2 separate regions of the Mus musculus genome follow, and region 2 is linked to region 1. Evidence: chromatin loops called from intact Hi-C (ENCODE). Cell type or tissue: left cerebral cortex. All regions are shown on one strand. Links, peaks and the distances in the headings refer to the core of each region. The heading gives the core; the rest is flanking DNA. Region 1 holds the start of Ercc4 (excision repair cross-complementing rodent repair deficiency, complementation group 4). Region 2 overlaps Snx29 (sorting nexin 29).

Evidence for each region. A loop is a pair of places that touch in the nucleus more often than their neighbours do. Peaks named below come from ENCODE experiments on the same cell type or tissue, not always from the same donor. Only the 100,000 strongest peaks of a DNase experiment are listed, where the experiment ranks them.
Region 2: it touches region 1 in a loop (4-fold over the local background); 7 of 42 quality-filtered maps call a loop at or near these places.

What each region holds. Positions count from the first base shown.
Region 1 is chr16:13,097,517-13,112,457 of GRCm38, forward strand. It overlaps Ercc4 (excision repair cross-complementing rodent repair deficiency, complementation group 4), which reads left to right and starts at 12,220. Exons shown (of 11, transcript NM_015769.2): 1 at 12,220-12,625; 2 at 14,215-14,395. The coding sequence starts at 12,419. In left cerebral cortex, for the core only: a CTCF peak has its summit at 11,804; DNase peaks (open chromatin) are centred at 10,861, 11,271, 11,841 and 12,326; H3K4me3 peaks cover 1,866 bases; H3K27ac peaks cover 1,698 bases.
Region 2 is chr16:11,415,397-11,431,624 of GRCm38, forward strand. It overlaps Snx29 (sorting nexin 29), which reads left to right. Exons shown (of 21, transcript NM_028964.4): 10 at 3,427-3,502; 11 at 5,308-5,387. Among named protein-coding and RNA genes, the nearest start is that of Snx29, 100 kb to the left of the region's middle. In left cerebral cortex, for the core only: CTCF peaks have their summits at 8,060 (motif pointing right), 8,383 (motif pointing right) and 8,675 (motif pointing right); a DNase peak (open chromatin) is centred at 8,700.

The DNA.
Region 1 (14,941 bases), core at 6,942-14,941:
TGCCTAGTGGCTGTTTTGCCACAACTGGAGTAACTCAAAGATGCTCAGTTTCTTCTTTGAATCCAAAACAGGGAAAGCTGTCATTAGCAGACTAGTCTCAACAAGTGAATAAATAACATTAAATGTCACATTCTGTGGACTTCTGAAATTTTTGAAAACCAACTATCTATGTGAAGTAATCTGGACTGTTCTCTGTTACCTACTCTCAGCTATTTTTAATTAAAATAACCGAAAACACCCTAACAATAAACTCAGAGCCATGAATTTCCTATTGGCCCTTAACTCACAGACTTAAACATCTCAGATCTGTTTATAATAACAGCAATAGAAGGACTGGGTCTAAGCCCTGCACTTCAAAATTTTTAGTATCAATAGAGAATTTTATACCAATGAAAACCTTTGATTTTGCATCAAATTATGTACCATTTAAGAAATTATGACTTCAGCTTAGTAACAATTAAAGAGATTTCTACCAAATGAGATTGTGGTATGCAATCAATTCTAGATATTCCTCCCTGGGAAGAGAGTCTCAAAGCAGGATTAGCTATACAGGGCTGGCCTGTGGATTTCTATGGGAGATTGATTTTAATTAAGTCCATTAATGTGGAAAAAACCAAACTCACTGTGGGTGATACATTCCCTAGGCAGAGTTCTGTGAGTCAAGAAATGAAGCTAAGTATAACAAGCAAGCAAACAAATAAGCACGCGTGCATTACTACTCTCGGCTCCTGCTCTGCGATGGAACTGACTTCCTGACTTAGCTTCCCCATAGTGGTGGGCTGCAGCCGGAAATTGGGAGCTATAGCAAACTCTTCTTCCCGAAGTTGCTTTTTGATAGGATGTTTTATCATAGCAACAGAAACAAAACTGAAACATTTGGTCAGCATCTTCTCTTTGAGAACTCCAGGAATGATTATCCCTGAATCCTCAGCATTGAGCCTAGGGTCTAGATTTAATGAGCTGTTGCTGTAACACCTCTCTGTATCCGAAAGCTGCGCATCCAGGCATCCAACCAATCAGAGGCAGGATATATTGGAAATAGTTGCAACTATGCTGGACATGAATAAACTTTCTCTTGTCAAAATATTCCCCCAAACAATAAGTCACAGCAAATGTTTACATAGCATGTGCATTGTACTAGACGTCACAAGTCTCCAGTGATAGCTAGCTCAAAACTGTGCAGCAAGACTCGGTGGGCTCTATGTGAAGACTACACCATTTCCAGTTAACATTTCTGCACCATGGCAGGAATAAAACCCAGGGCTTTGCACGTGCTTGGCAAGCACATGATCTGTTCCCACTGTGCCACTTTCTACAACATATTTGAGCACGTGCATATTAAGGCAGTGTCCGGGGAGAGGGGCTGGAGCCAATCCTTCATGGATACCAAAGGATGACTGCATATAGTGTGAAGGACTACATGCTGAGAGAGATGTCAGTGGCCTGACTCTGGCAATTGCAATGAGACTGAGGTGTGCAAGAGAAAAAAATGATGTTTAATCTCATTGCCAGCCTTATGTCAAAGGCCACTGAGGACCTGCCTATGTCCTCACAAGCAAAATAGAAAGGAGGTGAATTTGTTCATCACAAGGAAGAAAGGCAAGGCAAGGCTGAAGAAGAGGAAGGGGAAAGGAGAAGTAGAGGGGCTGGAGAGGAACGGGGAAAAGGGAGGGGAAAGGGAAAGGGGGGAGAGAAAGAAAGAGTGAGGGATGGGAAAGGGAGGGGGAAAGAAGAGAAGGAGGAGGGGGAAGCAGCTAAGAAATAAAGGCTTGGTGAATTGTGACAGTTACATGACAGGAAAACCATCACTTAAGTTGAAAACTTTTATGGGAGTGACCTGTAGATCCAACAGGTCAAAGTGTGCAAAGCGGTCAGGGGCCGACCTGAAATACCAGCTGGCGTCCACCGTGTGCTCATTCTACACCGTGTGCATACTCATTCTACACTTCCTAGGGTAACCTTTTTTTTTTTTTTTTTTTTTTTTTGGTCCTGATGAAGTGTTTACACAGTAGCCAGGGAGTTCTTCTTTCATTTTTATTATAAAGGCTGTGTAAGTACAAGGAAGGAAAGTCAGACGGGAATAAACAGAAAAATGTCAAGTTCAGACGTGATGCTGACCGCCTGCCTTTATTTCCAAAGATTTCATTTCTTTCCAGCACTTTCCATGCAGTCCTGTGAAAATACTATTGATATTTTTAGGCAACTGGGACCATGCTATCCATTTTCACTTTACAATGTATTCTTTCTTGTTATTCGACGCGTTCTCACGACCGGCCAGGAAGAACACAACACCCAGAATCTTCTACGGCAAAGCTTTATTGCTTACATCTTATGGGGCCAGAGTGTAAGAAGCAAGAGAGAGAGAAAACGAAACCCCTTTCCTCTTTAAAGAGAACAACAATTGCCTCGGACGCATCACTCCCTGATTGGCTGCAGCCCATGGCCGAGCTGACGTTCACGGGAAAAACAGAGTACAAGTAGTCGTAAATACCCTTGGCTCATGCGCAGATTATTTGTTTACCAACTTAGAACACAGGATGTCAGCGCCATCTTGTGACGGCGAATGTGGGGGCGGCTTCCCACAGTTCCCCCTTTTCTATTAATAAGAGCAAATAGGCCACCCATATTAACGAGAGTGGAGATAGAGGTCAAATCCCCAGTGTGTAGGTAAAGGAACCATGTACAGGATTAGCTCTTAGGCTCACAGGCTTTTACCCAGAGCAACCCTGACCTGCTCCCGTGTCGTTTTGCCTGGGGGAAGGGAACTAGGACACTGAACCTTCATGAAAGATGACATGTCTCCCTAGAATAGGCTCATATGTGCCGCAGAGCCCTTCTACTGCAGTGCTTAGCCTTGCAACTCTCTCGGGCTGCTGAAGCACACTCACTCTATCTCGTGCAATGAGTCTAGCCTCGTGAGATATAAGAGCTGAGTGGCCAGCGACCTATTGCCTAAGCATAGATATATCAGGGGAAGCTCCATGTTCTAGTCCTGCAAGCGCCTGGGCAATAACCACCTTGTCTCTCCTAGTTTGGGCCTTAAGCTTACAGACCAATCAAAGAAGCAACACTAATCCACAGCAAAGTGTATCTCCAAATAATATTAATCCCACCCAATTTTTTAAAGAAAGAAAATGCTGAGGAGATCCAATTGGGTAATCCTTTGGTCAGCGACAGGTCCAAGCGCGTGGAGTTGACCTGAAGTCTCAATTCCCGAAGGATCTGTTCAAATTCAGCCATCCAATTCTGTAACATATACTGAAAAAGACTTTTTGACAAATTAGCTGCCCTAGTAAATTTAACATACTGAATGGAAATAACACACAATCCCGGAAACTTTTGTTCACATCCCTGCTGAGTTATTTGTCATAATACATCTAGTTGTTTCTGGACAAGATCTATGAGTTGATTAACCAGCATGAGACCTCTCTGTATCTTGACATTAGCTGAGGCCTGTTCATCTATGACTGTAGTCACTGAGGCTGACAAAGTGTTAATGGTGTCAGTCATCTGGACCTGTCCAGACAGAGCCAAGGCTGTCTGAATTAAGGCCAAACCCAGTTCCCAGTTAGTGGTAAAAAAGCAGGAGAATACTTGAGCATTATACATCACCGTCATTGGGAGTGGAAATGTCGACATTATCCCCCAACGCTGCTCTCTCTTTATTATTGACGCCCTGGACATCACCAAGACGAGGGACATTAGTATTCCCTTGGTCAGTCTGGATTTTTCGGGTGAGTCTTTCTGGTACCCAAAATGGGTTGTCTTCATTCTGTGGGAAAACACAGATAGCTCCCCTGGATCTTATCAAGATAGGATCCGGGCCATACCATTTATTATCAAGAACATTTTTCCATTTAACCATCTCATTGGGCCTATCTGGCTCTGAACAATGACGTTCAGCCGCAGTATGGCCATGAGCATCAATATTTAAAAAATTGAGTGTAAAGAGTGCCAAAGACACCGACACTCTTGGTGCTCGGGGTACAGTCTCCTCAAAAGTTCCCCTCTTCTGTTTTATAAGATAGGCTTTGAGGGTGCGATGCGCACGCTCAACAATACCCTGTCCTTGAGGGTTGTATGGAAGTCCAGTCAGGTGGGTTACGTCCATCTGACGGCAGAACTGTTGAAATTTTTGAGACGTATAAGCTGGTCCATTATCAGTCTTAAGGAGTCTGGGTTTCCCCCAAGCACTCCATGCCTCAAGACAATGTTGAATCACATGTGAGGCTTTTTCTCCAGTTAACGGAGAAGCAAACATGATGCCAGAACATGTGTCAATGGACACATGGAGATATTGAAGTTTTCCAAAGGAAGAAACATGTGTAACATCCATTTGCCAGACCTGTAGAGGTCGAATACCGCGTGGGTTAATTCCCACATGAGGAACTGGCAAGAACTCACAGCAGCTTTGACATTGAGTAACAATGTCACGGGCTTCTTTTCTTGTCAAGGAGAAACGACTGCGTAATGTTTCAGCCGTCACATGAAAATTGTTATGAAAATTTCTTGCAGCCTCTACCGGGGATGATAGGGCAGCAGCCACCACTTTAGTGGCCTTATCTGCCAAATCATTTCCCAGAGCCATGGGGCCAGGTAGGCCTGAGTGGGCTCTAACATGAGTAATATAAACAGGAGATCTTCTAGATAACAAAACTAATTGTATCTGCTGAAAAATATTGGCAACTCTACTGGAAGGCTTAATCACTCCAGCCGCTTCTAAAAGATTTACTGCATTTACCACATAACAGGAATCTGACACAATATTAAGGGGTTCTAAAAAGGTTTTTAAAACTTCTAAGACCACTAAACATTCTACCACTTGAGGTGAATTTTCATTATACTGTTTGGATACCACTTTACCATTAGCCACATAGGCACCTATGCCAGTTTTTGATCCATCAGTATATACCACAATCCCATTTTTAAGTGGGTTTCTTACTGTTATTTGTGGAAACACAACAGATTGATTTTGGGCAAACTGTAAGATTGGATGTTTTGGATAATGGTTATCTATTTTTCCTGAAAAGGAGGTAACTAAAACTGCCCAATCATTAGATGTGGCTGCCAAGGTTTGAACCTGTGCAGCGGTATAAGGTACAATTAAAAGATATGGACTTTGCCCAAAGTGGGTGATTGCTGCTTTTAGGCCTTTAAGGGCAAGCTGTGCAATTGCATCAGGATACCAATCTATTATTTTAGCTGGGGATACGTTTGGATGGATCCACAACAATGGCCCATTCTGCCACAAAACTGCAGTTGGTAATTGTGCTGTCTTAAAGACACACAAACTGAAAGGCTGCGAATCCTCAATACGTTGTAATTGTGCATTCTGTAAGGCTTTTTCCACCTTTTGTAAGGCCTGGTTAGCAGCTAGAGTAAGAGTCCTAGGGGAGGAGATATGAGGATCTCCTTCTAAAATACTAAACAAAGGCCTTAACTCAGCGGAAGGAATCTTTAAAAAAGGTCTGAGCCAATTAATATCTCCCAACAGCTTTTGAAAATCATTTAAGGTATGGAGGTGATCTCTTCTTATCTCTACCTTTTGGGGCACAATCTTATCTGGGGACACCACAGAGCCCAAGAATTGTCCTGTATCAGAAATTTGGACCTTTTCTGTGGCTATCTGTAAACCCCACTGACTTAAAGTTTTAAGTAGAAAAGGATATGCCTTTTGTAGCATGGTAAGGTCTTTATGGCACAGGAGGATGTCATCCATGTAAAGGAGCAAAATTAAAGAGGGGAATTGTTCCCTCACTGGCAAAAGAGCTTCTTGTACATAAAGTTGACACATAGTAGGACTATTGGACATTCCCTGTGGTAAGACCTTCCATTGATACCTCTTATCAGGTTCCATGTGATTAATAGAGGGGATGGTAAAGGCAAATCTGGGCCTATCCCTTGGACACAAAGGTATAGAAAAGAAACAATCTTTAATATCTATAATGATTAAATTCCAGCCACGTGGTAAGGCGGAAAGTACAGGGAGACCCCTCTGTACTGGGCCAAATAAGTTCATATGCTCATTAATGGCTCTGAGGTCATGGAGCAGTCTCCACTTTCCTGACTTTTTCTTAATTACAAAAATTGGAGTATTCCAAGGTGAGGTAGAGGGTTCAATATGGCCTAGTTTTAATTGTTCCTCTACCAGTTGAATCACAGCTTCTAGTTTTTCAGAGGATAGGTGCCATTGAGGAACCCACACTGGGTCCCCTGTTTTCCATGGTATGGGTCGTGCTGCCCCAATGGCCGCTAAGGAAAAACCCAGACCCTGTCTGTCTTGGTTTCCATTAGGTAAGATAGGCTCTATCCTTCCCTGTTCTTGATGTCCTAACCCTTTTCCTTCTTTATAACCCATCTTTGCCATGATATTTTTTGCTTTAGCTGAATACCCTCCTGATGGGGCGTTTTCATTGGACAAAATAAGGCCCAAATGCTGCATAATATCCCTTCCCCAGAGGTTAACCGGGAGTGGGAGCACATAAGGTATGAATTTCCCTTGCTGCCCTTCAGAGGATTCCCACGTCAAGGCAACGGAGCTTATAGTGGGACATGATTGATATCCTAGGCCCTGTAATGAATGAGATGACTCTGTGGTGGGCCATGCTTTGGGCCACCAATGTGTAGAAATTATACTTTTATCTGCTCCGGTATCAAGGATGCCTTCAAACTCTTTTCCATTAATCTTAAGGCGGAGCTTAGGTCTATCATTTAAAGATACAACCAAATAGGCAGAATCATTTCCTGAGGAGCCCATTTTCTTTATCTCAGGTCCTGCAGATTTCTCCCTGGTATTATCAGGGAGGAGCAGCAGCTGAGCTATCCTATCTCCTTTACTAATAGAAAAAACGCCTTTAGGGCTTGAGCACAGGACCTGTATTTCAGGGGAATGTTGACAATCCATAACTCCAGGGTGGACTACTAAGCCCTGCAAGGTGAGTGAACCTCGGCCGAGAATAAGGCCCATGGTTCCCGGGGGCAAGGATGGTATAGGCTCCACCGGCACCGGCTGAATACTCATTTGAGGCATTAATAGGAAGTCGGAGGCGGCACGCAGGTCCACCCTTGTGGGTCTTCCTGGGTCGTCTCTCTGACTGCTTCCTGGGTCCTGACAAACCGGTTCCCATATCTTTGAGGGCCCTGGGACCGAGGGCCCGATGACCCGTTTTTTGGCACATCAGTTGATTGACTATCAGGTGGGGGAAGAATTCTGCCCTTTATATCCCTCACAGAGCGACACTGGTCAGCTCTATGATAACCCTTGCCACACTTAGAGCAAAGAGTGAGAGTCCCTCCCTGTTTATCTGGAGCTCTGCAATCTTTCTTAAAATGCCCAGGCTTTCCGCAATTAAAACATGTCCTCTGATCATTTCTGCCCATGGAGCGGTTCTGAGATTGAAGGATGGCAGCCGCTAAACCTGCATTGCTGAGAGGTCCCCCAAGCTCTCGACAGACCCTGAGCCAGTCTTGTAAGCCTTTGTTCTTTCTTGGGGCTATGGCCGCTCGGCACTCCTTTGTGGCTTGCTCGTAGATTAGCTGTTCTATGAGAGGCGCAGCTTGCTCTGACTCTCCAAAAATACGCTCTGCTGCCTCTGTCATTCTGGCCACAAAATCTGAGAAAGATTCCTGAGGTCCCTGGATTATCTTTGTTAACTGACCAGTGGTTTCACCTGCTCGAGAGAGCGCCTTCCAGGCCCTAATAGCCGTGGAAGAAATCTGGGCATAAGCTCCCCAATGGTAGTTTGTCTGATCAGCAGAATAAGCTCCCTGACCCGTTAACAAGTCAAAAGTCCAATCTCTCTGCTCTGGAGTCAAAGCAGCTGCGTTTGCTCGGGCCTGCGCCTGTGCAGCTTCGTGCCAAAGCGCTTTCCATTCCATATATTTGCCCATACTAGGGAGAGCGGCTTTTACAACCGTCTGCCAATCAGCAGGCGTTAGTGCCATGCCAGCGAGCCTGTCTAACTGCGCCAAGGTAAAATTAGCATTGGTTCCGTATTTACGAACCGACTCGGCAATTTCCTTAATCTGTACGTATTCTACCGGAGCGTGGACACGCCCACCCTCGGCTCCTTCAAAGACTGGAAATGCCTGTTGTATTTTCTTTTGTTCCTCTCGGGGAATGAATGAGTCTGCGCACTGCCTCTCTGCGCACTGCCTCTCTGCGCACTGCCTCTCTGCGCATCTCTCTGCGCACTGCCTCTCTGCGCATCTCTCTGCGCACTGCCTCTCTGCGCATCTCTCTGCGCATTGCCTCTCTGCGCATTGCTGACGCACTACGCAGGGCGGGGGCTCCGCATAGGGCGGACCTTGAAACCGACTGCCGGGAGGTTGAACAGTACGCTGACTTTCGCCAGCCGCTTTTGGCTTTTTTCTTGACCAATTAGCTGGCTGGTAATGGGCTGCTTCTTCCTCCCAGTCTGTTTCCTCAGAGGAGGATTCTTCACTTGCTTCAGAGCTACTAAGAGCTGGCTTCCTGAGCTCATCTAGTGACGAGTATCTCCTAGAGACCTCCGCTAATCGATCTTTCTTCTTTTCCCTTTTTCCTCTTTTTCTTCTAATCTCTCTCCAGGTATTCCTACCTAACCTTAACTTTTCCTCGGGTTCAAGACCCTTGGAAAGGCCTGTATACTTATTTTGTGTACCATACTTCCTCTTTGTTCCTACTCTTTCTTCCCGCTTTACTTCTGATAGCTTGTCCTGAATTTCCTCTAGAATTTTCAGCCCTATCTTAATCACTTGATAACATGTGAAAAAGAACAAAAGGGCTCCTAACACCAGAAAAAATTCAAGGCCAAACATACTCACTGGTACTCTCGTTCCCCAGCTGAAAAGTTCTGAATTCATACAGTTGAATCCTTCTTAACAGTCTGCTTTACGGGAACCTTTATCACCGTCGTTCCCCAGCTGATGAGTTCTGAATTCGGCAGTTGAATCCTTCTCAACAGTCTGTGTTACGGGAACCTTTATAAACGTGATCCGCAGTTCTGGTTCCGGAATGAGGGATCTTCCCTGCGCCAGTCCGGAGTTTTTTCTCGTCTCGGGTTTTCGGCACCAATTGTTATTCGACGCGTTCTCACGACCGGCCAGGAAGAACACAACACCCAGAATCTTCTACGGCAAAGCTTTATTGCTTACATCTTATGGGGCCAGAGTGTAAGAAGCAAGAGAGAGAGAAAACGAAACCCCTTTCCTCTTTAAAGAGAACAACAATTGCCTCGGACGCATCACTCCCTGATTGGCTGCAGCCCATGGCCGAGCTGACGTTCACGGGAAAAACAGAGTACAAGTAGTCGTAAATACCCTTGGCTCATGCGCAGATTATTTGTTTACCAACTTAGAACACAGGATGTCAGCGCCATCTTGTGACGGCGAATGTGGGGGCGGCTTCCCACACTTTCTTCAGTATATATTAGATATCGGTCCCTTTCCACATTCATATTCAGACTTTAATAGCTCTCTGATAGTCTGCTTACTAGGGGTGCATGAAAATTTTTCAAGTACTCTCGTGATTGGACAATTAGGAATGTTCAAGAAATAACCAGAGTTCACATAATTAGAGGATCAACAGACTTCTTCATACACTAGCTCTTTAGAAGAACACAGGGCAAGGATTTGCCTGCTTTGCTCCCTGATAAGACCTAGCACTACTACAGAACCTGACACATTGTATGCTCAATTAACATTCATTGGAAGAGGGAATACTCCATGTGAATTTACACGTCTCTATGGCTACTGTGTGCACATGCGTGCATTTACCCATATGTTCATGTATATGTACTGTGTACCCATACATGTGGAGACCAGAGGTCCACTTTGAGTGTCAGTTCTCAGGCACTGTCCACATTGGTTGTTTTTTTCCAATTACATGCATTTATTTACAAAAGGTGTGAGCCATAGCACACTGTGGAAGTCAGAGAACAGCTTTCGGGAGTTGATTCTCTCCTTCCAGCATGTTAATTCCTGAGATCAAACTCAGGTCAGCAGGCTTAGATGCCAAACATCTCTACCAGCTAAGCCATCATGACAGCTACCTTGTGTTCGAGATATGCTCTCTCACTGGCCCGGTCAGCAAGCCCCAGGGAGTGTCACTGTCTCCCAGGAACAAAGCTGCAGTCTCCAGTGCAATCTCTCGCCTGGATTCTAGGGACCACACACAGGTACCCAGGCTTTCACAGTAAGCGCTTCCTCCGCTGAGCTACACCCCTGTCACTCTGTATACGCCTGAATTTTCAATAAACCTTGACCTTCTAAAATAACCTCTCCCTCGAACGGTCCTATCTGCAGTTTTATTCATTTGCTTGCTTGTTTGTTTGTTTGGATAAGCGGAGAACTTCATCTTCAAAGTTCAGTGTGGTCAAAATAAGAAAAGCGTGTACATCCCTTTCCCATTATTGCTGCAACAAAGCACCATAAACACAGAGGTTTAAAATAACAAAAATGCAACGTCCCCCAACAGTGGGTTGTTGGGGGTGGCTGGGATACGTCTTGGCTTCCCAAGGGAGAACGCAGGAGTTCCTCAGCTCCTCAACGCTCTGTTCCTGGCACTTTCTACCTCATTCTGACCTTAGTTTCTCCTTCACAGTCCCCTTTGAAGCTAAGTCCCCTGCCTCTCCTTTGCCCCTAAGCACATCTTTATGATTATATTGGGCATACCTGGATAAGTCAATATCATTTCTCCATCTCAAGAGTTTAGCTCAATGACATCTGTGAAGTCTCCTTTGCCATGAAAAATAATAGGTTCTGGGAATTCAATCTTTGGGTTGCATTATTCTGCCTGCCACAACCTGGGAGGAATCACCCACACACCCACACACCCACCTCTGAATGTGTGCTGAGTAACTACTTACTGTACCCTGAACCAACGCTAAGAAACATACCATCCAGCTCTGTGGCCTTGCCTGATTATATAACCGGCTTGTTGAACTGCAGGCATTATCTCCTGGCTCCCAGACATGCTGCGCGGAAAGCGTCTGCAGGCATCTCTGTCCACTTCAGGAAGATGCAGAAATTATTAGATGCTCTTTTAACTGTGACTAGACAGAAGGAAAACGCTGGAAGAAGCAGAGGAGAGAGAGAAAACAAATCCACTTGCAGCGGCTGATGTGAAGGGAGATTGGTAAACGGGAAGGCAATGTAATGAAGGTCGAGCAAACTCAAATAAATGTGTCCTTTTTCTCCCACTAATCGTCCATTCGAGAAACGTACCTTGAGGGTTTGAGTGAACTTCTGTATGAACTAAGCTAGTGAAATGCTATGTTGCGTGCTGGTGGGAGGAGTGGGAGCCAACTAAACGTTCTCCAGTAACTAGACAAGTATATGCCTCCACATTACAGAAAACCCAGCCACATAAAGGACAGAGATTTAGGGAAAATTTGTGACGGAACTCAGGATCTACCACTAAGTTACATCCTAACACCCTTTATATTTGTGCTGGAGGTCTCCATCTCTAGCTCAGGCTGGCCTTGAATTTACTTCAACAAGTGAGATAGCCTGTCCCACCTGGAGAAACCAAAAATCTGGTTTCGAATCTTGGTTGTTTATTATTTCATATAATTAAGCAGGCAAGCAGCCGCACAAACTGAGCAGCGGCAGAGGGTAGGGGGCACGCAAAAGTATGTTGTTAACCATGGTTATTCCTGAGTAATGGAACAATCCTATTTTGCCTTCATTTGTATTTCGTATGGGCTGAAAATAAAGGGGAATGGAGAATTCTGAGAGAGAATGCCTCCTAGATTGCTTACCTGGAGGTTTTTTTAGGTAGTTACAAACACGACCCAAGATGTCCCTCTAGTGGAAGGAACGCGGCTGCAACTGGCACCTGATGGAGGCTTTGTAAAATAACTTACTGAGTTCAAGACCTTTGCAAACAAGAGACTGAAACTCATAAGGTATTGTGCTTATTAAAAATTTTCAAGGCGGGGAGGGGGAGGAATACTTGCAAAAGTAGAGACAAAACCCTCACACTAGGAAAACGATGTCGATTCTGGATGCACTTGGAATACTGACAGCAACATTCTGAACTGTCGGTATTGGAGGATTACGCGGATTAGACTTCTCTGTTTGCATTTTGTTAGTTTATGCCTAGGTCTAGAGAGCCAAAGGATGGGGAACCTAAACACACGCGCGCGCACGCGCGCTAACGCTTTCTGCGCCTCTCGGCTGAGTTCGGGTAGACCTGCCCTGGGCTCGGGCACATTCCGGCCACACTTGTCCCCGCCTCGATTCCTTTTCGGCTACAATCGGTTGGCTCTCTTGAACTCGGCTCCCTTCGGCTACATCCGGCCTCTCTCAGTCGGCCATTGCAGTTACATCTGTTCTGCGCTCCTTCGGCCCTGGCGTCTCTCCCTGCGTTCGGCCAGCGTTCGGCTGGACTCGGCTCTTTCCGTCAGCGTGCGGCCGCGGTCCCGGAAGGGCGCCCATGGAGCCAGGCCTGTCGGGCGAACGGCGGAGTATGGCGCCGCTGTTGGAGTACGAGAGGCAGCAGGTGCTGGAACTGCTCGACAGCGACGGGCTGGTGGTGTGTGCCCGCGGACTCGGCACCGACCGGCTCCTCTACCATTTCCTGCGGCTTCACTGCCACCCGGCCTGCCTGGTGCTGGTGCTCAACACGCAGCCGGCCGAGGAGGTGCGACTGCGGGATGGGTAGACCCAAGGGTTTGGGGGACATCCGATGCGAGATCGGCGCGGTAGGAACGCGGAGCTGTACGGTTGCAGGGACTCCGAGCCCATGCAGATCTTAAACAGGGCACGAAAGGGAATGAATTAAGATCCCAGGGGGGAGATGCGGGGCACCTACACAGTTCCAAGTCGCTGCGAAGGAGGGAAGGGAACCCCAGGGAAATTGAAGTGGCTGCCACGACAAGGGAGGGCATTGAGTGAGGGTCCTGGAAGGAGATCCTGGACTCTGACACTGCGGGATGACTGCCAAGTATAGAATGCATCCCAAGAAAGTCTTGGGTTCCTCTATTGACATGGGAGAGCATTGAATACAGGGCCCAGACACAGTTTGAGGACACTGAGAATACGGGTCCCACACACTCCTTAACACTGAAAAGGAGAGGGGCGAGTAGGCTACACATTGAGGTAGAGTAGTGGATTGAATTGCACTGCAAAGGAGAGACGGTATCAGAATCTGGGTAGGAATAGTGTTTGAGTTTGAAGTTGGATATAAGGGTGTTTGGAGGACAGAGTGTGGTCCCTAAAAGGACAATGACGAGGATGATAGGGTCTCTGAGAGTTATTACTTTCTAGTAGAAAAGGAGACCTTGAGACTTAACAAAAGAAGAGGGATTAGGGAAATGGGGGTGGGGGTGCAGAAGTTAAAGCTAAGGGAGCGATCAATCTGGGTTACAGAGAACAGGTGATCCTGAGGACAGTGGAATGAGACATGCCTTGCTGCGGATGTTGAGAGATGTGGACATAGCCTAGCATGATGAATCTGATGATCCCCTAGGTGTAGTGGCCAGGAAGAAAATGTCAGCTGAGAAGAGTCACTAACAACTCCTTTAAAGGCTGAGGCCCTGTTGGATTCCCCAGGAATCTACAGTGCTTGGCATGGTACTTTGTGCAATGTAAGATGCCCAGAAAAGTGGCATTAGACTGAGAGACTAATGGGCCATTGGACCTATGGACATTCTGGCATCTCTCTAGGAAGTATCAATACTGATCTAACAGTCTAAAGTGTTGTCTGCAGAGAGGAATCCCTTGTCTCAAAACCCGACTTTGGCTGGAAGTAGTTTCTAGGTAGTAGAAAACTTTTTTTAAAGATTTTTTTTAATAATTTATTTATTTATTATATGTAAGTACATTGTAGCTGTCTTCAGACATTCCAGAAGAGGGAGTCAGATCTCATTATGGATGGTTGTGAGCCACCATGTGGTTGCTGGGATTTGAACTCAGGATCTTCGGAAGAGTAGAAAACTTTTAACCCAAAGTTTTAAAAGGTTCTGTGGCTTGGTGTTGAAATGGAAATAATGACTGGAGCACAATTATTTCTTAATATAAACTCCAAAGCACAACTTAACCTTACAAAACAAAACCTTAATTAAAGTGACCTGATTGACTGATGGGTATAAAAGAATAACTTAGTTTGCATGTTTGCTGTGATGTTCATAAGCTCTGAGAATGGAGACATCATTTTAAATCCCTATAGCCTATTTTAAAACTTCCCTGCCCTGTACTAAGCAGCTTACTAATGAGTTTAATTTGATTTAGGAATATTTTATCAATCAGTTGAAGATAGAAGGAGTTGAACATCTCCCTCGACGAGTGACAAATGAAATCGCAAGTAACAGTCGCTATGAAGTCTACACGCAGGGTGGTATTATATTTGCAACAAGCCGAATACTCGTGGTTGATTTCTTGACAGGTAGAATACCTTCAGATTTAATAACTGGTAAGAATTTGAAATCTTTCTTATCTACAATGTGAACATTTTTATTTTTGTCTGTCTCCTCTGCTAAACGTTCTGCTTTTGTTACTCAGTATTGTAGCTAAGCTGTTGACACACTACCTGACAAGTCGAGAGGTTCAGCAAATGTTGATGACATGAATAAGTATGGCTACATGTCACTTAACACTGAGAATCTATGATTTAGCTATTGTATGAAGGCCTTAGCGCTTACCGACAAAATCCCGCATGGGTGGCCTGGAGAGGTGGATCGGAGATTAAGAAGGTGCACTGCTCTTGCAGAATTCTAAAGCTTAGTTCCCAGCACCCATGTAAGGTAGCTCACAACTGCCCATAATTCCAACTCCAGGGCATCCGATTCCCTCTTTGGCCCTCTGAGAGCACTGGACTCCACCTGCACAACACCCCCCACCCCATCACACATGCACAAACATATATGCATAATTTTTAAGGTAAAAATAAATGTAAAAAATCCTAAATGTTACAGCTCAATTAGACATTGACCTCTTGATATAACCAAGAAACATAGTA
Region 2 (16,228 bases), core at 4,531-12,530, 1.7 Mb before region 1:
GCATGTGTGGAGTCACTTCTTTCTTTCCAGCAGGTGGATTCTGGGGGTTCACATGGGTATCATCAGGCTTGGCAGCAAATGCCTTTATATACTGAGCCATCTTGTCAGCCTAGTAGTTTTTATTTTGAGACAATATTTCACTAAGGCCATTCATGTTGCCTTTCAACTAGTTGTCTTCCCTCCCCAGCCTCTCAAGTGACTGGGATTATGGTTTATGCTACCAGCCATGGCTTGGGGGTCTGTTTTTTTAATTACCCGTGTGAAGGAGAAATGTATAGAATGTGTCTTCCGAATGCTTCCATATCCTATCTATTACTTCTTGCCGGTGCTGTTGCAAAATGGCTTCTCAACAAGCCTGCACTGGCTCCTTTTGTCTGTGTTTTTGTCTGTTCTTCTTTTATCAGCCAGAGCAGATATGGAGAACAGTCAAATTACATCTTTCTCATGCTCTGGCTCTCCTTCTGCACCTCTCCCTTTGCTGTTGTTACATTAAGCAACCTCCAAGCAGTGGCAGCCTTACTCCTTCTCACTCACAACGTCCCTGCCCCGTATCCACCTGCTTCTGCTTCTCTAGCTCGCTTCCCCACCTTCTGTACCTGAGGTCATCCCTCAGGTTGTAGCTTAGATGTCACCTTTTTTTTTTTTTTTTTTTTGAGACATGGCCTTGCTATATATCCCTGGCTGGCCTGGAACTCATAATGTAGACCAGGCTGACCTTAACTTGTCGCACTCCTCCTGCCTCTGTCATCTGAGTTATGGAACTAGAACACATAGCTTTCTTGACTAATAACACTTTTTTAAAAAATGCCTTTTTATTTTTTTAACTGCTACCTTCTTGTACAAGTCAGGCTTCGTGTCCCGCACGGTATAACCCTGAAAAGCTGCCTTCATTGAACTGATGGAGATATTGTGTATAACTAGACAGTGCCTGTCCTTTCTAATCTGTAAGGTTCACAAGTACAAGACCATGCCTGTCTTCCAGTGTAACCGAGTTTGACACTGGTCAGTTCTGAGTCCATAGTTGGCACCATAAGTAAACTCCTATCGAGTGGATGAGCGGATGTTGCAGATGGTGGAGAGATGCTGCAGGGCAAGGATGCATAGTGTTGGGAGAGTGGTACCCACACAGGACACGGGGCAGACGGAGGCAGGAGAGCCAGGAGGTCAGAGGGGTAAACATGTACTTTAGTGAGCCTGCCTGCTGAAGTGAGGGGGCTCAGCTCAGTGCTGAGTAGATGCTTCCCTTACCAACTCCATGATCCTGGGAAGTCAGTTAAGCCCTTGGGGTCTGTGTCTTCATCTGTGAAGTGAAGATAATACAGACTTGGGGCAGAACCCAGTGGTAGAGCATTTCCCAGCTCCTGTGTTCTATCCCATCACCATACATATAATAAAAGATGCCAGTGGCTGTTCATGTTCTGTGTGCCGGTGCATCTGCCCCACCACAGTGCCGGCCGTGTGTGTGTATGTCTGCCAGTCACAGAGAGGGGCCAAGTCTGGAATGACCTTTATTCCAGTCATGCATGGTGTTGGACTCAGATGTGGCTGAGTTTTTCAGCACTGAGGATTACTGAACTGAGGGAGCCTCCTGAAGGATCCTTAGATGCTTCTAACCAGAAATGAGCACAGGAGCAGAGTGAGGGGCAATTTAGTGACATGGAGATTTTGGATATTGTGTTTGTCAGTTTCTGTTACTGTAACAAACAATACTGGGACAATCAACTTATAGGGAGAAAGGGGTTATTTTGCCTCATAAACTCAGAGATTTCATTCCATGTTTAGTTGCTACATTGTCTTGGGCTTGTGGTGAGGCAGAGCATCATGTTTGGAAATGCAAGATGGAGGATACTGCTTACCTCATGGTGGCCAGGAAATGCAGAGAGCTAGGAAGGGACCTGGGTCCCACTATCTGATTCTTCAAGGCCACGTCCTCCAGTGAACCAGGCTCTGCCTCTTAGAGTCCTGCTGTGGCACCATGAACTAGGGATTAAACATGGGCCTTTGCCAGGAAGTGTAAGCTTAACTGATTCGCCTGGCTCTGTGGTGGGTGGAGGGCAGGTGCCCCTGAGCTGAGAGTCCAGAAATAAAGCCCAGGGGTTCTGAAAATGCAGGTGGCTGCTGGGCCCAGGGAGGTCTCAGTAGAACTTCCTGACGAGGCAAGATGCAGGGCTGGGGTTTCAGCTGAATGAGGGAGTTTGAGAGTTGTCATTTTGAGAGGTAAAAGTATACATTAGACTTTGTAGGGTTACCTAGAGGCACAGGGGCCAAAGAGTCATTGGTGGTTCACATATGTAATCCCCGGCCTCAGGAGGTGGAGGCAAGGACTGTTACAAATTTGAGTCCAGCCCAAGCTACAGAGTGAAATCTTGTCTCAAAACCACAACAATATCAAATTTAATTATGTCATATAATTGTGAAAATGTTTTACATAGGCCAGACAAGTCTGATAGGCACGTGCTTGTGATTCCCGCAGTCAGAAGGAGGAGGCAGGAGAAGCTTGAGTTAGAGGCCAGCCGAATAGAGCAGAGCAAAGCACAGCAAAACGGGAAGCAAGGCACAGAGAGGCTGCCTGGCTGGACTGCAGGAGAGGAGCAGGGCCTTGCACGGTAGCCAGCAGCATCTGCACCCGTTAGCCTCACTACTAGGTAGTAAGGACAGGAGAGCTAGTCACCTGATTTCCCAGCTGATGCCTCACAGATGGAAACCAGGCTCATGGTGCCATTGGGTTACTGGAGCCAGCGGGAGTTGGCTGGGATGTGCAGCCAACGGTGAGAAGGGATTTGTCTTCTCCAGGCTCACATCCCTTAAGCCTAGCAGAGGCAGAAGCAGAGGCCCAGAGGGTTGCTCTGTCTCTGGCTCCTTTGCCTGACTCAAGAGTTTCATGAATGAGCAAGGGTTCCCCTGAGCGATACAGTCTTCCTGGACATTTAGCCCCAGGTCTACGGGTCTGCACTCTTTTCCTGGAAGAAGGCCTGAGCATCAGCTAATGCACCTGCAGCAATCAGGAACGTTCTTTGCCTATTCTAGAGATTCATGGCCTCACTTCCTTTCCCAAATGCTTAGTGACTTTTGGCTTAGTACAGTGTCAGACTTCGCCAATCGTGAGGTGCTGCTGCCCTCTAGTGTCCACTACAAGCAGGCGCAATTCATTTATCAAAAACCCCGATTCTGCTGTGGGCCCTAGATTATGGACTTTGGAAATAACTTCCCTTGCTTCAAGGTTTTGTTTTGTTTTATTTTAAATAAAAAAGGCACATGCAGCAACTAGAAACGAGTCTTAATGATGCCTGTTCAAAAGAAATGGGTAGTACATGAAGCCTGTATGTGGGTGGGAAGAGTTTAAAGGTAGCTAATAGGCCAGCTGAGCACATGGTAAGGAGAAATGGAGTTGAAAGTAAAGCCTCATTCTCTGTGTGACTTCTGCAGATGCCCCTGTGGGAAGTCTGGAGAATGGAACAGGAACAGAAAACCATATAATCCCAGAGCCTGGCCTTCGGTACAGGTCAGTATCAGGACACCAAGCCCATCAGTGGATTGGGCCATGCTGTTTACCTCTCTGCCTTGTATTTTCATTTGGAGACAGGTGGTACCTGTTGGAGTTGAAGACTGAGGCCCAATCTCACGTTTGTGCTCAGATCGAAGAAATAGAAAAAAAAAATCCAGAAAACTAAGTTGCCAGTGTACCTGTTGCTCGCAGGGAACATTGCCCTGGTCTCCCAAATATCACCTCATCTCTGTTGCTCTTATTTCCTCCTCTCTCTTCACAATTTTAATTTGGTGTCTTGAAGTTAGCCATCTGTGTACTTGACTTAGCTTCAAGGTAAGGGGGTCCTTGCTGCCCCACACCTTGCTTGGTGTTTTGTCACCCAGAACAGATAGGATTCTGAAAATGATACACCATGAAGGGGCTGATACCACTGAGCCCTGCCTCATAAAGGATGGTGTCCCTGCACCCTTCCGGAATTCTGATTCCTTTCTTCTTGTGTTTTTGAGCCTTTTCCAAATGCAACAGTGATCAAGGAATGCAAGCCCTGGCCTTGGGGTCTCCTGCTGCGTATGGACAAGCCAGTGCTATTATTCACATTAGAAATTGATTGTAGATATGCATGCAGTCCAGTTACCTGCCCGCATTATGCTCTCTGAGCCTCTCTGAGCACCAGCCTGCTTACAGGGGGATGCTGGAACCTGTTGTTATGGCATTTCTATATTCACTGATAATGCATAACCTGCCTCTCTGTGTGTCCTCATTTAAAGGCATCTTGTTTAGAATCTACAAGAGATGTAGCTCAGCTGTAGGAGAATGCTTGCATAGCATGCATAGAGCTCTGGGTTTGATCCCCAGCACCATATAAAACTTGGGAAGCGAAGACAGAAGGATCAGAAGTTCAAAATCATCTTTGGTCACTGTACTGGCTAGTTTTGTGTCGACTTGACACAGCTGGATTATCACAGAGAAAGGAGCTTCAGTTGAGAAAATGCCTCCATGAGATCCAACTGTAAGGCATTTTCTCAATTAGTGATCAAGGGGGAAAGGCCCCTTGTGGGTGGGACCATCTCTGGGCTGGTAGTCTTGGCTCTATAAGAGAGCAGGCTGAGCAAGCCAGGGGAAGCAAGCCAGTAAAGAACATCCCTCCATGGCCTCTGCATCAGCTCCTGCTTCCTGACCTGCTTGAGTTCCAGCCCTGACTTCCTTGGCTATGAACAGTGGTTTGGAGGTGTAAGCTGAATAAACCCTTTCCTCCCCAACTTGCTTCTTGGTCATGATATTTTGTCCAGGAATAGAAACCCTGACTAAGACAGTCACATAGAAAATTCCAGCCCAGGATCCATGAGAGACCATCAGAAACAAACACTGTTGACTTGTTGACATTGGACAGTGATATTTCATGCTTGTCTGAATGAAGCTTACATAATATGTGGGGCCCTTGTACTGGGAACATGGACCTGGAGACTATTCTAACTAGGGAAAGTGACAATACAAACCATAAGAATGTGACAAAGTAGACTACTGAAAGGACGTGTGTTCACGCGTGTGTACACGAGTTGGAAGAGGAAGGCAGTGGTTTCCTGTCTGACCCAGCTGCACACATGCCCACTGAGTGACTAACTCTTCCCTCGTGAGTGAGCGGCTTCCAGAGGGTGTTTGGATTGGTTTTGGAGTTACCAGTAAATTTCAGACATCTGCTGAGCAGCTTCATTGTTTTTCCAGTAGATTCCTGGGGAAACGTTTTGCCTGAGAGTGTTGTGAACACTGAAGTTGCATTTTGGGATGAGTGTAACTTCCTTCTGTCTACTTCCTCCCAGTAGGGAAGCCAGTTCTCCAGGCCAAGGAAGTCCTCTGAGCAGCTTGCTACCTTCTGCCTCAGTGCCTGAGTCCATGACAGTCCGTAAGTACTCTCAGAGGCTGGCATGTGTGCCAGCAGGGCACCTGTGCTTATCCTGTGCAGGTGTGGGCTTTGAAGTGAGCATGAAGTTAGTGAGTGTTTGCTTTCTGTGCACCTGATCGTGGTATCGCTGTAAGCTTCCAGACTATGGCCGGATTGTGGTGCATGGGGGTGAATCTGCTAAAGGATGCAAGGAACCTTCTGTGCCTTGCGGTTTCTAAGCTACCTTCTGTGTGCAGCCAGAGTAAGGCTGTCTTCTGACTTTCCTTGTGACTCTGGACAAATCAGTTTTGCTGATGACATATTCTAATGACAGGTGGTGCAAATCATTTCCAGCTTCAGAGGGAAGTATTAGGGACACGGCAATGAAGAGTGTGTGTGTGATGGCCCGCACCCACACCCACACCCACACCAGCAATTGTTTAACAAGATAGATGTTCAATGACTAGGTCAGTTGGGATTGGGGCCGGTGCCCTGACTGGGGTTGGCAGAGTGGGCTAGCATGAGACTCCATGGTCATCAGAGGCCAGGGCTCTTCCTTTTCCTGACTAGCTGTTGTCTTTGCTTTCTGAGCTCTGGCCATTTCGTTCCTACCCCTAATGGCAGGAAGGAGAGGGGCAGAGGGCAGGCTTTCTGTTTCCATATCACATTCAGAGATCAACACTTGGATAGTGTAAAAATTATGCCTTTTTTCCTCATCAGCCTTTGGGTAAAAATTAACATTTCCTTCAAACACCAAAGTACAACAAACCTTGAGCCCATAGTGGTGATGTCAGATGGAGAGTAACTTTATCCAGAGAAGTTCCAGGCCCCTTTAACATCACCCCAGGATGCCATTTCTGCTTGGAAATGCATTAGTTATCTGAGGTGACATAGAAACTTCCACACGGATCTCCTAGATCTCCAAGCCTGGACCTTTCTGTTTACGTGAACACTCTCCAGAGCCATGTTCCCTATGAGCTGAGGTTTCCCACAGTCCTCTGGCTGCAGAGCAGGAACTGCTAGTGTGAGTTCTGTTGCTGTGCAGGGCTGAACAGATACTTAGGTCTATGTGAGGACGACTTGTCTGTCACCTTCTCCTAGTGGCCAGGCATGGTTCCCAGAGCCCTTCTCAGCCTCTCTCCAGTGTGGGGTATGGAGCAGGTGAATTGGTTCTCTGGGGGCTGCCATGGATCTTGCCTCTGAGCCTCCCAAGCCATTTCCATCCCTGACAAAGCCACCAGCTTGGTCAGTTCCTTTCCCATGAGGACATTCTTGTGATACCTCTGAGCTGTGCCTGCAGCAGGGACTCAGCCCGTTTTATTTTCATTCATCTCTTTTTTTTAGAAATTAATCCTAGTTGTTTCTGGTCATCTTTGGCTTGAGACCTATCAGGAATTCCCAGCCAACCTTCTGAAGGAAAGGCCCACATTGGTGGGCCATTTGACTCTGGGTGTCTGGTAGTTATATGGGCTGTGCAGAACAGTTGTTTGTGAATGGGTGGGTGGGTTAGCCTTTGTTTTCAGGGGTGATTTCATGTGGGAAGGCTTTTCTTGTCCACTCTGCTCCTGCAAGATAAGGACCATGCCTCTTTCAGAAATGTGGGTGCCTCCACCCACCCCTGCTTTATCTGTGAGAGGGATAGGAAGGGCTGTCTGTGTAGCCCTACAGGATTAGTCTGATGTAACAGAGGATTGACACTGGGAAGCCTTGGCAAATGCTTCTTTTCCTGTGTGCTTGTGAGCATTGTCTCTGGCCTGGCTGACCCTTAACAGCTCCACTTCTTGGTTGTTCCAGCCGGGATTCCCTGCAACTTTCCTGATCCTCGTGTTCTCATTGTCAGCGGGATGGAGCCACCTGTTGAGTCTGTGTGCCTGTGGTGACTTGTTTGCTCTTGGTAGTTGCTGTGATGTCAAAGAAAGATGTCTTCATCCCCTGCTACAGTCTTGTGTGCTCAGTGGGTAGCAGTCGTTGATATAAGAGACCTTGATAGGGCAGTGTGGATAAGCAGCCTTGGCCTTGGCCTACAGCTTATATAAATAATGTTCCCAGTGCTGAGACTGGCGCATGCAAGGAAACACCCAACAACTGAGCTGCAGTCCCAGCCAAGTCTCCAGCTCTTCACACCTTGGTTCACATAAGTGAATGTGGTCACCAGCCTGGAAGGCAGCAGAACTCTGATGGTCTGGGCTGAGTTTGCAGGGTTTTGAAATGTCACCTTTCTTTGTAAAAGGCAAGTGCCACAGTCATATCTTCTTGTTGAGTGGCCAGCAGTGCTGACCTCAGCACAGACAGATAATGACGGCCACTCAGTATGCCCTGTGAATCCTGTGAATGCCAGTGAGTTTAGAGTAGTCACTGTATGCATGAACACACACACATATACACACACTGCACACTGAACTCATATGTGTGCACACACACAGAAAGTAAGGTCTAACAGGGGATGCTCAGTATGTGGAAAGCACTCTGAATGTTGGTACCTCACTAGCAGGCACTTAGGGTTGTGACTGGCTGTCTGCCTGTGGGAAAAGCCACCCAGACTGGATGCTTTCCCACTACTTAGTAGACATTTCTTTATGTTTATGTCAGCTTTACTTCATTCACCTCCTGTTTAACAGCCGAGTGTCTGTACATTTGAATTAATGTTTTTGTTGGAATATGTGATGTGAGCTGTGTTTAAGAAAGCACCTCTTTCCCTATTGATGGCTGGAAGTGGCACTGCAGCACCCTCACCACCAGGGGCCACTCTTTCCCTGTTGATGGCTGTAAGTGGCACTGCAGCACCCTCACCACCAGGGGCCACTCTTTCCCTGTTGATGGCTGTAAGTGGCACTGCAGCACCCTCACCACCAGGGGCCACTCTTTCCCTGTTGATGGCTGGAAGTGGCACTGCAGCACCCTCACCACCAGGGGCCACTCTTTCCCTGTTGATGGCTGTAAGTGGCACTGCAGCACCCTCACCACCAGGGGCCACTCTTTCCCTGTTGATGGCTGTAAGTGGCACTGCAGCACCCTCACCACCAGGGGCCACTCTTTCCCTGTTGATGGCTGTAAGTGGCACTGCAGCACCCTCACCACCAGGGGCCACTCTTTCCCTGTTGATGGCTGGAAGTGGCACTGCAGCACCCTCACCACCAGGGGCCACTCTTTCCCTGTTGATGGCTGTAAGTGGCACTGCAGCACCCTCACCACCAGGGGCCACTCTTTCCCTGTTGATGGCTGGAAGTGGCACTGCAGCACCCTCACCACCAGGGGCCACTCTTTCCCTGTTGATGGCTGGAAGTGGCACTGCAGCACCCTCACCACCAGGGGCCACTCTGGTGAAGCTCACTAGCTTCAAACCAAGGTTTGTGTTGGTGTTGGGCTAGCAATGGTGCTTGCTCCTCTGGTGGGTTTGTGAAGGTTAAACGCATATATACAAGAAACATACTCAGAAGAGTTGTACCTTACAATTTGAAAAGACAGATTGGAAAAATGTATCTCAGAGTTACACGTGTTAAGTGTTCAGTAACTTGTAGGTGAGACTGTTAGCACCCTTAAAGGATTCATTTACTGATTCCAAACACAGTGTCTAGGCCTCCAAATGGGTGGACATGGTTTTTGTTTTATGATGGCATCCCTACAATTACAAGCCTCTGAAGCCCCCTTTCCTGGATGTGTACCCTTAATCCTCTCTAGACGCTTAATCTTCTCAGTTGGGGTGATTTCAACCCCAAGGGGATATGTGGCCGTGCCAGGAGACCCTGGATCTCCCTGCCTGGCATGAGAATGCCTTCGGCAAAGCCTGACTGTGGTTATACCAGGGACAACAGGCTCTTTGTGCCCAGTAAGTATCCTTGTGGTGGACAGGGGTGCTGAATAGCTGCTGGAAAGCTTAAGAAAAGAACGGACCTATTGGAAATGATGAGACTCTAGGGACTGCTCATGACTCCTGTGGGTGTTTGCTGTCTCTTCAGCTCTGTCACCCTCGCTGTGAAGTGTGAAAGGCTGAGCACCTGCAGACCAGCCCAGAGCGGGTGGTCTGAGCACGAGGCTTCCTGACGCCATCTGTCTTTCTTGAGGCTGCAAATGTAGTGGGAATCCACCCGGTGGACACTCATTGCTGTGCCCCCCACCTTTGTAACTGCTGCCTCTCTCCACTCTTGAATTAGTTTCTGTATTTGGGAGTTGAGAACTGTAATGAGCCTTTTCCCCTGTTGTTGGTGGACAGTCCTTTAGCACCAGGTTGTGCCTCTGTCCTTGCTGTCTGTCCTCCCCTCCCCGTGCAAAGACCTTGGGGTTTTGCGTCTCAGTTGTGGGTGTCGAGTGCTGGTGCCTTATTTCAACAGTCAGGTGGGGTGGCAGAGGTGATGTGCACATAGCTTCCTGTAAGGCTGTCCCCACAGTGATGGCTTTGGAGGGGAGGAGGGGAGTCTGGTCTACTTTAGAAGGGCACATACTGCTAGCTAGAAACTGTTTCTCCCTTGCTATCATTGCTTAGCCACTGATACTTACATGGCTTTTGAGTCCTGACCACTGCCTTCCTTTTCTTTCCTGGGGTTCAGAGAAAGCGGGGAGACAAGCAACTCGAGTTGCTCATTTCTTTGTCACTTCTGATGTCAGGCCATGGAGGAGAGGGCAAGAGCAATGCCCCTCGCTGCTCACTTCGATGCTCACTGCCTCACTAAGCCTCAGTCTGTTTTTCTCTTGATATCATGTGACGGGAGTCTCAGTCGAGGTGAGGCAGGCTGGCTCATTGCCTAGCAACACTATTCCAAACACTGGACGTTTGAGAAATGAAACTAAGAAGCACTATGGCACTTGGAAGCCAATGGGAGGGCTCAGCATCTAGCCCAGGGCTTGGCTGAGGGTTCAATGATGAGATCTTTTTAGGATGAACAGTGACCATTAAACAGGTCACAGTCCAAGTCCTGTGTGACTTAGTCACACAGACTGTGCCTGGATACCGCAACAGAGATTGCTAACACTGGAGACTCGCTTTTCCTTCTGAATCTTGTTTCCTGGATGACAGCGACTGTCAGAAATTGGAAGCTTCCAGATATGATATAGGCACACCTCAGTTCTTCATAATTTGTTCATCCACTCCCCAAAAGTTTACTAAATGTCTGTCACATAGTGGGCACTGTTCTAGGTATGGGAGGAAGGGTGAGGCTTATAAACTCTGTGCCTCAATTTTCCCATCACTGAAATGCACAGGATGAGGTTCCTATAGCTGCTGTGAGGACTAAGAGTCACTCAGTGCTCAGCAGCACCCTCAGCTCTTGCAGTGTGGATCCTGACCACAGAGAGGTCAAAGACTGGAAGTGAGATGTGGCCGAATGGCAACTGGACAAGGAAGGGGTCAGAAGGAGTGACACAGGAGGGAAGGGGGTTATATGGGAGTGACACAGGATAGAAGGAGTCATATGGGAGTGACATGGCTGTTTTGTCACCCGTGGGCACTAACCGCCTTCTTGTCGCTTTCAGTCATCACACCTCTCTCAGGAGTGCATCCTGAGCAGGAAATCCTAGCAGAAGCCCTGAGGTTGTGCACTGTCACCCCAGCCCAGTGCCTGAAAGCGTGAACACCTTTGATCGGGTGCTGCAGCTGATACTGACACTAACACAGACATTCCTCACCCTCGATGCCAGGAGTGGGAGGGAGGAGGGGACAGACCTGTGTGGTGGAGTCCGTAGGGTGGCCTGAGTTGGAGGGATGGAAAGCTTTGTGCATGGGTGTGGTAGGGCTAAAGAAGCCTTTGGAGAGATGGGGATACTTGCCAAGAAGAGTGGGGTAGAGAAGCAGCTTGAGAGAGGCCATTCCCAGCGGCAGTACCGTGGACACTGAGGGTGTCTACCCCTTGTCACTGTTGGGAAGCATTGAGGAAATGCTGTCAGACAGCAGCAGGCAGGGGATTTTCCCTGGAGTAGCAGCAGCATAGCCAGAGCACGGAGCCCAGTCTCACCCGACACCCTGCCGTGGCCTTCCATAGTTATGGAGAAAAAAGATGAACTGTACTTAAAACACCGATCTATACCTTTCTGGTTTCCTGGCTGTGGCAATATAAATCTAAGTATCGAGTTTCAGATCCAGCAGGAAAAAGAATCAGAACCATTTCCCCGGAGTCATGGCTGCTACTGGGTCCCAGCCAGCAATGGACTTTGTTTGAAGAGAGTATCCTGTGACACTGGTCCTTAGCATAGGAAATTGTTCTCTAGGAAAACCAAGCTTGGGGTCACTCTGGCTAGACTTTGGCCCAGGTAGTTTAAAGTATTTTCCTTTCTCCTTATCATCCGAGTGGCCTTGCACTGTGGCTGTATCCACAACCTCTGAAGGTGAACTGATGGCAGGTCCCCAGTCTCACATACTGGACTGAAACATTCTCCATTGTGGAATACTTGATGTGATGAGCCCTCTGAGTTTGGGAAACATTTTGTTAGATTTTCTCACACACATCTGCTTGAGATCTTGAATACAGTGTGCCTCTTACTCTGAGTACCCGTCTCTTTCAGGACAGATGCAAGGGACACGTAGCAGTGAGGCATAGAGATTGCAGAGCATGGTGGAGACCTGCCCTGCCCTGCCCTGCCCTGCCCTGCCCTGCCCTGCCCTGCCCTTCCCCGCCCCACCTCGCCTCCCTGTGTCTGCTGGTCTGTGTCAGCCTGCATAACTCTTAACCTAACTCTGCTTGCATGGTACTAAAGCGTGTGTGTGCTTTCCTGTATGTATGTTTATGTGTGTGCACATGTGTGTTAGGCTAGAGGACACTCTCAGCTCTTGTTCCTCAATCATCCTTGTTTAATTTTTTTTGTGTTATTATAATTTAATTATGCCACTTTTTCCTTCCCATTCCTCCCTCCTATTCTTGGCTAAACTTTCAGTTCATGGCCTCTTCCTTCATTCATAATTGTTGTTACATGTGTCTACACACACACACACACACACACACACACACACACACACACCCCTGAATAAATAAGTCCAGCTATTTAGTCTGTACTGTTACTTGCATGTGAGTGTTCAGGGCTGGCCATTCGGATGGATAAACAAGTGGTGTGCTCCTCCCCGAGGAAGATTCTCCCACTCTCAGCATTCCTGCCATTGCCTGTAGTTCTTGGGTTAGGGTTGGGGCCTCCTGGGCATTCTCTCACCCACGTTACCATGTCTACCTAATTTTCTGAGACACGGCCTCTCATTGGCTTGTCAGGTAGCTAGACTGGCCATGAAGCGGACCTCAGGATTCCAGGGTTTCTTCCTGCACCGACACTGTTGCCTTTGCTTTGGGGAAGGGCCAACAGCAGCTCATCCTCAGGTCCTCACTGACAGATGAACATCCAGGATAAAGTAGACTTTTGTCTCCTAGAAGCAGGGGTGACTCACAGAGGAAGATGTGCTGAGTTAATAAGGGGATGGAGATGGTGGTGCCCATGGCTCTGAGGAAAATTCCCAGAAGCCCCTGAGCTCAGCGGTATGGCCTGTCAGTGATGAGCCATATTACTTGAAGTGGAGTAATTACCCCAGAGAAAGAAGTTTGCAAATTTCTCCTGGTGTTGGAGTTTAGTCGGTGATTGAATGGAGAACTTGGGAGCCAGCCTTATTGCACAGAGAGCTCAGCAGTGGGTGTCCTGTCAGCCCCGAGTAGGTGTCGACGAAGACTAATTGCTCATCCCCCTGCCATCCGTCTTCACTAGTGTTCAGCCCCTCTGGGGACAGAGCAGACACCTCCATCAAAGCAGCTGGAAGGAGGACGGAGGTTCAGAAGTGCCTGTTGTTGTTGTCTTCACTGGGGACTGAGGTGCTTGGCTGGCGTACCTTTGTTTTGCTTATCCCTGGCCAATATTGTTGCTTCAGCTGTCTTGGCAAAGACACTGAGTAGCACTGGCAAAGTTAAGGTGGGATTTGTGTTTGGGACCTAGTCCCTGCCATTCAGCTACTCTGACTCTTTGCCCTCCCTTCCTCGATGCTGCATCACTTAGCCATCTTCACCCTCAGACGTTTAGTGACACCTCCCCTAAAAGCCCTGATGAAAGAGGAGACAGAGAGGGATTGAGATTGTGAGCACTCTTCTTTATCCTTGGGGCCAGGCTGCTGGACTCCACGCCCTCCTCATTGGAAGTGGCCAAGGGAAGCAAGCCAGGAAGCCATGCTCCCCCAGGCTTCCATTCAGTTTCTTTCTCTAGATTCCTCCTTGAGCTCTTGCTTTGGCTAATCTGATGGAGGCAACTCCTGCTGTTACAGACACCACACTCATTTTCAGCAGAAAGCAAGAGCCAGCGGGAAGTATTGGCACTTTTTCTCTATTGGGAAATGGACTCCTCTTTCTGTCTACTTCACAGGCTTCTCTTTGTGCCTCACTGACCAGAACTCAGTCCCCTCGTCCTTCTAGCTGAAGGTAAACTGGAGAACAGGTATTAGCCTTCTATTCTGTAGGGTAGCAGGCTGCAAAGGAGAACAGAGCCCCAGCGTTACAGTGTCGTGGGACAGCTTCCCCTGGGATGTGCAGCACTGGCAACCCGCTGCTTGGGATGCTGTCAGGTGGCTTTAGACAGGAAACCCTGGTGAGTGAGAGGCCTTCCTCAGACGCAAGGAAACAGGACGAGTATCTTGGGGGTTCATGTGGGGTCTGGGAAACTGCTTCTTAGAAGCCATTGGGTGGATGGTCATTTGTTAAGGCGTGGAAGGACTGTCACCTTACGACAGTAAGAAAGCAGTAGGTATTAAGTTAATGAACACTAAATGCCATGAGTTGTTCAATTTCTAATTACGTTCTTGCACCAACATGGCTGCCTCTGAATAACCTTCAGCTCTTAGCTCAAGAGTGCAGTTATGTGCCCAGCACAGACAGAGGGGTGCAGGTGGGCATGGAACTCTTTCCTGCTGCATGAGGGGAGTCCTGCGTGTTCCACACAGTTGGCAGTCATCAGAGTGTTGGTGGAAGTGCTGGGTACACATAGCTCCAGGCAGCAGGACAAGCTGGATGGAGAGAGCTCCAAGTGGGTTCCACTGTTGCTCACAGCTATGCTCCAAGCCGTTAGAACCCTGCTTCTGTGACTGTGTTCTCCAGCTTTCCTATCGATGTGACACAGTACCTGACAGCAACAGTTTAAGGGACAGCTTACTTTGACTCATGGGCTAAGTTTACCATGGAAGAAGAGGTGTGGTGGCTGGGAGGCTTTGTCCAAGGCAGTGGGAACTTGTGCATGTCTTGTTCACATTCTGGTGATCAGGAAGCAGAGAGCTGGGGTGGAAGCCACAAAGTTACCAGCTTCAAGGCCCGCCCACAGTGATTCATCTCTGCTAGGAAGACCGTAGTCATAAAGGTTTCACCTCCCCAAGCAGAGCCACCACTTGGGTTCCAAGTGTTCAGACACATCAGCCTGTGAGGGACCTTTTACCTCCAAACCACAACAGGGAGCCCTGCTTGTCTCCACTGTGAATCCACGGAGCTGCCTCTCCTCCCTTCATGCTGCCTAGGATTGGGAACTGGAGGAGTAGTGACCTTAGCTTGACATCCTGGATCCTACAGAGCTCCTTTTCTCCTGTCCCATCAGGTCACCTCCATAACTTTGGAGGCACACAGTAGGCTTCTCATTCTCTTTTCCTCATCAACTCATTTCTTTAACTTTTAAGGCACACAGTAGGCTCCTCATTTTAATTTCCCACCAAACCACCTCCTTAACTTTGGATGCACACAGAAGGTACCACAGTCTTCCTGTTCCAGAACCCAGGGCTTGGCAAAGGCAAGCTGTGGCCTGATGGCTGCATGGCGTGTGCTGTTTCTGGGGCTCGAACCCATCCATATTGAAGGTGGAGCTTGTGTGCTACTGAAGAGTTTTGTGGGTTTCTGCAGAAGTTCCACAGAGTGGAATTCATCTGGGCCCTCCCAATAGCTGGGTGCTTCTAATTAATTGCAGATTATGTGTGAATCTGTTTGAGACTTGCCAGTGTATCTGATACCACAGCCTGAGGGTGGGTGGAAGCTGTGCAACGTGGCATCCTAATTATCCGTGAGGATTTCACATGCAGTTAGTCTTCCCTACCGTGGGTTAACTCCACCATCCCACCATGCATGAAGCTCAAAACAACAGATGCTGACACTGCAGCCCTGGGGCATGGCAGACTGGCAGATGTGGTCGAGTCAGAGCCATGTGTTCTCTGGCTGAACTCGGCCAGTTGTCCAGGTGAAGGTAGGAGAAGATGGAGGATACGTGTGAACATCATATCTGCAGGTTTTTTCTGCTTCTGGGGAGTCATTGCACTTCAGAGCTGGGGGTCTGCTTGATGGGTCATTGGTTGGGTACCGAAACCCAAGGCAGATTGCATTTAGCATCTGCTTCCCCAGCCCTCATCTGCCATCTGCCACTTGTGGCACCAAACAAGTATAAGGTTACTCTTCTCACCTCTATTTCTCCTTCATCACAGACCACCTTGACATCAGTGCCATCTCCGTGTGACTTCCAGGTTGTTGCCTATGATGTGTAGCTTGTTTGGTTGCGAGTGGCAGGCCAACCTAAGTGAAATAAGGGGCAGTACTTGTGGCACATTTACATTTAGACCACTGGACCTTTGGGTTTTGTATCCGCCTGCGGCCGCACGAACTGGGTTCCTCAGTGGGAGGCCGGAGCTGTAAGGGAGGAAAGGTGAGAGAAGAGACCAAGGCAGATTGCTGATCAAGGCCCCAGTGTTTCCTAAGAGTCTGTGCTTAAAGGGGGGGGGGCATCCCCTGCCATGCCAGGCTTCTTGATGCTTTGTTGCTAAGTTGTTAACACTAGTCTGTCAGAGCTGTTAGCATTAGGTGCCAATTCCACAGGTTGCCAGCTATCTCAGAAGTATCTCAGGAAGACAGGTTCAGCCTCTCGGTGGGTAGCAGCTTCTTGGAGAA